Regions from separate parts of the Homo sapiens genome. Here region 1 is linked to region 2. Evidence: chromatin contacts called from ENCODE Hi-C data. All regions are on one chromosome and are shown on one strand. Each heading gives the region's core, a stretch centred on a gene start or an enhancer-like site at or near the end of the contact. The rest is flanking DNA. Distances are from core to core; before and after follow the strand shown.

Region 1 (2,700 bases), core at 119-2,618, 4.0 Mb after region 2:
TTCTTTCAGTCCCCACTTTGGACTATTGAAAAGTAAATATAAATCAGACTTTTACAAAACTTAAGTATTAAACTTCAAATTCCTTCAGGGAAACATATCTGTATACTTTGACTCACACTTACTGACTTGGCAACAATACAGCTATCATTTACTATGTGTCAGGCACTAAGTGCTTTACCATATTAATTCATTGAAACCTCACAGTCCATGAAGTAGGTGGTCTTATTATCGTCTCCATCATACAGGTGAGGAAAGACTTTAAGTAACTTGCCCAGTCACGAGGCTAGTAAGCATGGAGCAGAAATTGATTCCCAGCAGTCTGGCTCAATTCTGTGCCCCAAATTACATCATTACAATGAGAGCTACCTTCAGAAAACAAAAATAAATGTATTGCCCCTGCTTTCTCTAGATTCATGGAGTAACATGTCCAGATTTTCTCAAATCCATCTCCCCATACACCTCCGTCAATCCTGACATTTGGCAATAATGCCAAGCAGGAAAAGAAGCTTTTCCCAAGGTATGTGAGTAAAACCTGTACTACAATAAAAATTATATTAACTATTCAGGTTCCCTCTGTCTTTTTTTTTTTTTTTTTTTTTTTTGAGACGGAGTCTCGCTCTGTCGCCCAGGCCGGACTGCGGACTGCAGTGGCGCAATCTCGGCTCAGTGCAAGCTCCACTTCCCGGGTTCACGCCATTCTCCTGCCTCAGCCTCCCGAGTAGCTGGGACTACAGGCGCCCGCCACCGCGCCCGGCTAATTTTTTGTATTTTTAGTAGAGACGGGGTTTCACCTTGTTAGCCAGGATGGTCTCGATCTCCTGACCTCATGATCCACCCGCCTCAGCCTCCCAAAGTGCTGGGATTACAGGCGTGAGCCACCGCGCCCGGCCGGTTCCCTCTGTCTTCTAAGAGCACAGATAACTGCAAGTTTACCATACATGATGGAGAATTTCTGCTACTTCCCCTGTAAAATATTTTCAAAATATCTTACTCACTCAACTGATAAAAGGTGATAAACCTACCTAAAAGACTTTTGGTGAAGAGAAGTAAGTATCAGTTGTATTTTTCAGAGCGCAGAAAAGTTGTGTGATCAAAACAACAAAAATAAGATTATAATTCCAGTTTACTGATGGACTCGAAAAACATATACGTTATAAAACAACTAAACAACTCAACTGTAGCTATGTTACATGTTTAAAATGAACTAATCATTGTAAAAATGTTTAAAGAATGGGAATGATAGCAGAAGAAAAATGTCACCATGAGAGAGTATAAAGATGGGTTAAAGGTTTTCTTCCTGCAAAACTCAATTTGTTTATTAAGTTGTAGCACTGCCCACCCACCGCACCCCACAAAAAAAGCCACATTCATTTGAGGTCACTTTACCTCCTGCTATTTCCTTTGCAGTGAGTCTGCAAAGTTCTAATGCACGGTGCTGATTTTATTCATTGAACAGAAAGCAATTGAGTGAAACATACAAGCAACTAAACCTTTGGCATCCTGTGAAACCACAAGAGAGCAAGATATTTTTTCCCAGGTTCTAACATCTTTTTAAAGCTGTTTTTTCAAATAGCAGTATGCCTAGAATGACTGCATGCTTGTCTAGAGTCATGTGCTCAGTACCAAAAGCCAGATCAATTGACTCTGAGACGGGAAAGTAATCAAGACAAAAAATTTTAATGGATGTCTTAATTTAAGCAGCTCTCATTTACTTATTCTTTCATTTAGCTAATTTCAATCTATAAACAAAATAAAAGCAGTAGACAGTTTTTCCTATGGAAACTCATTAACACAGCTTTCAGAGTTAAGCTTCAGCTTAGCCCAGATTCCCCTTAATCAATTATTTGTTGCTTTTAGAAAAGGTTGTGCAAAAACATTAGCTAAAACTGGTTAAAATTAAAGCACAGGGAAAGAACTTTTCTGAAAGATATTAAACATACTATTAATTTATTTTAAATAGGATGGATTGGTAAAAATAAAAATATAAAAGAACTTAAGTCAAAATTCATTGTTTAAGAACCTAACAATCATAAAGTCATATAAAGTAGTATGCAGTAAAATGTGGGAAAACTATAAAAATGTTAATTTTTATAGTAACTTAACACAACAATTTAAAAAAATGGTTGCAAATGGCTGGGCATAGTGGCTCACGCCTATAATCCCAGCACTTTGGGAGGCTGAGGTGGGCTGATCTCCTGAGGTCAGGAGTTCGAGACCAGCCTGGCCAACATGGTAAACCCCGTCTCTACTAAAAATACAACAATTAGCTGGGTGTGGTGGCAGGCGCCTGTAATCCCAGCTACTTGGGAGGCTGAGGCAGGAGAATCACTTGAACCTGGGAGGCAGAGGTTGCAGTGAGCCGAGATCGGCCAGTGCACTCCACCCTAGACAACAGACCAAGACTCCATCTCAAAAAAAAAAAAAAGATTGCAAATAAGTAAACACACGACGCACGTCAATATTTTAAAATCTTATGTCTATACCATTCCTCCTTCCCCTAACATGACTAGTCAACAGCAAATTTTAGGTGTTCTCAATAAATTTCCCTTGGTGAAATGGTGGTGGGACAGGGAAGGGAACTAACTCTACAAGGATGGCACGAAAGTCCCTCATTCTTTATACTCACTTAAAAGAATGATCAAAAATTGTCAAAACTTCTGAAGTTCTTGTATAGGGGTTGGGGGTTGGGGGCTACATTTG
Region 2 (2,700 bases), core at 19-2,518:
TTTCCTTCCCAGTTTGGCCCCCAGGAGAGAAGTAAGAAAGAGAAGAAGCTGTGATGAAAGAGCACAAACGGGTGACAAACGTGTCTAGCGTGATTCATCATGAACAGGCACAAATTCTTTGGGCGGGGGCTAGGACTCTCCTTTGCCCCTTGAGAAGTTGGTGACCCCAGCCTAGAGGAATCCACGCCGCGCCCCAGTCGGCCGTGCTAGCGTGTCGGGCCGAGTAGGGACTCTGCTGCTTCCTACCTGCAGGGTGACTTCCCCTCTCTGCAGATACCTCCCCTCTCTGAGCTTGAATTTTCTACCTGCTGAAATGGGAAAAGGAATGTTACCTTCCTTGCCTGACTCAAGGGTGGCTGTGAAGCTCAAAGTAGACTGGGATGTGGCCGTGCTTGGTAAACTGTAAAATGATTAGCATACGTGAAGCGTTAGTGTGCTCCCTGGCAGTCAGTCCTCACGTTTACGATGGATTAATGAAGGCAGCCAGGCACAATCTCAGGTTATGACCTTATAAGGCATAATAGGATTACAAGGAGGCAAAATGAAACAGTATATTTCCTCCTAATTTTGGTTATTCCTATGTTTCCAAATAGAAATGAAAATTCTGAAATTTCAGATAATTCCCCCCTCCAAATCCCAATTCTCAATTTAGCTTTTCTGAGCCTTGTCCCTACCGTGAAATCTTACTAGCTCACCCCGAAACGCCGGGGTCTTGGTCCTCTGGGGGACTAGTGAGTCCTGCTCCTCTCGGCTTTGCTCCGTCCCTGCCCCGGCCCCTCCGCGGGAGTCTGGGGTCGCGGCCCGGTCAGGCGCCAAGCCGGCAGGGGGGCGCGGTCCACTTGAGGCCACAGCTCCCCAGGTCCAGGGCTCGGGCCATCCGCGCTGTCCCTTCCGCGGGCTCTTGCTGTTCTTCGCCAGGAGGCTTTGCACTCCGGGCCGCATGGGTCCTGGATAAGGACCTCAAGAGGTTGTAGTGGCGCCCCTTCGCTCCGGCGTACTGTCTGAACCCTGTGCCCAAAGAGGGCTGTGGCAGTTCCTGCACCAACCGCCTGGAGCCCATACCTAAGCCCTCTGGGCACGAGGGACCTCCTCTCCCCCGCTCCCCCCTCCCCCCATCCCAACTCCAGCCCCAAAGGAAGCAATGCGCGCGTCCGAGAGCAGGAGCGCGCGTGGCTGAGGAAAGAAAGGGAAGGCAACCGGGCAGCCCAGGCCCCGCCCCGCCGCTCCCCCACCCGTGCGCTTATAAAGCACAGGAACCAGAGCTGGCCACTCAGTGGTTTCTTGGTGACACTGGATAGAACAGCTCAAGCCTTGCCACTTCGGGCTTCTCACTGCAGCTGGGCTTGGACTTCGGAGTTTTGCCATTGCCAGTGGGACGTCTGAGACTTTCTCCTTCAAGTACTTGGCAGATCACTCTCTTAGCAGGTAGGTGCCGCAGACCCTGCGGGTTAAGAGGTGGGGTGGGGGGCAGTGCTTGCCAAGGCCCTAAACTGGGAGCGCTGGGTGAGGGGAACAACCCACTTTGGAGGGTTCTCTGAGAGATAGATACACCCCATATCCTGGGCCCAGCTCGTGCACACAGCTGGAGGTCCAGAGACCCAGTCCCCTCTGCTCCGTCAGCCAAGTTCCAAGAAGTTGAGCAGAGACCCTCTGGGAGCCTGGCGGGGTGCAGCGGCCTCCCCTGCGGGGCCTGTCACCCGGCCGGCGCGTGCAAACGCCTCTGGCGCCTCTCTGCGCGGAGGGAGATAAGCGTCTGAGCCAGGGAAAGCGCGGGCTAAACCCGCCTCGCCGGGGCCCCTGCCCGCCCTCCGTGCCCCGCCCGGGCGGTGCAGCTGGCCCGGGTGCTCACGCTCGACTCTCTTTCTTCTTTTCCAGGGTCTGCGCTTCGCAGCCGGGATGAAGCTGGTTTCCGTCGCCCTGATGTACCTGGGTTCGCTCGCCTTCCTAGGCGCTGACACCGCTCGGTTGGATGTCGCGTCGGAGTTTCGAAAGAAGTGAGTCCGGGCAGCGCCTTCCCCCTTGCTGGTACCTGGCAGGCAAGGGGAACTGACCGTTGGTCCCGAAGGTCTAGAAGTGAATGGGAGCAGGGACAGGCCTGGGCGTCACCTGAACGCACGCGAATCGGGTCTGCTTGTGTTTTCCAGGTGGAATAAGTGGGCTCTGAGTCGTGGGAAGAGGGAACTGCGGATGTCCAGCAGCTACCCCACCGGGCTCGCTGACGTGAAGGCCGGGCCTGCCCAGACCCTTATTCGGCCCCAGGACATGAAGGGTGCCTCTCGAAGCCCCGAAGACAGGTAACTACGCCCTGTGCTGTCCAGGGACGGGAGGGAAGGAAGGTGTGCGGGAGGAGTTCTCTGTCTCCACTCCCCTGGCCCGGGGGATCGTCGGGGCTGGACCGCAGCTCAGATGGCGCGAGCAGTTTCCAGCTCCCTCTGGCTCTAGAATGGCTCCCGTTCCCGGTGTTGGGGCCAAAGCTCTGCTTGATGGGGTCTCAAGTTGCCTTTCTTCCCCCTCCCCCCGCCCGCAGCAGTCCGGATGCCGCCCGCATCCGAGTCAAGCGCTACCGCCAGAGCATGAACAACTTCCAGGGCCTCCGGAGCTTTGGCTGCCGCTTCGGGACGTGCACGGTGCAGAAGCTGGCACACCAGATCTACCAGTTCACAGATAAGGACAAGGACAACGTCGCCCCCAGGAGCAAGA

Evidence for each region. Hi-C counts contacts between places; a loop is a spot of excess contacts on that map. Pooled maps may share reads with other maps.
Region 1: a map with no recorded cell type shows a loop between it and region 2 (8-fold over the local background). The contact joins the enhancer-like site here to the promoter of ADM in region 2. A Hi-C loop is called at or near these places in 3 of 37 single-sample maps with no recorded cell type and 2 of 50 pooled maps.

What each region holds. Positions count from the first base shown.
Region 1 is chr11:14,318,768-14,321,467 of GRCh38, forward strand. All of the region lies in intron 1 of RRAS2 (RAS related 2), which reads right to left. Among named protein-coding and RNA genes, the nearest start is that of RRAS2, 39 kb to the right of the region's middle. Within about 2 kb of position 1,369, at least 2 of the 41 ENCODE cell types and tissues checked have a DNase peak (open chromatin) inside an H3K27ac peak, as active enhancers do.
Region 2 is chr11:10,303,805-10,306,504 of GRCh38, forward strand. ADM (adrenomedullin) reads left to right here and starts at 1,269. Exons shown (of 4, transcript NM_001124.3): 1 at 1,269-1,425; 2 at 1,876-1,994; 3 at 2,145-2,294; 4 at 2,528-2,700. The coding sequence starts at 1,897. It also overlaps a transcript of SBF2 not described here. RefSeq lists silencers at 181-240, 731-830, 1,011-1,060, 1,741-1,790, 1,811-1,860.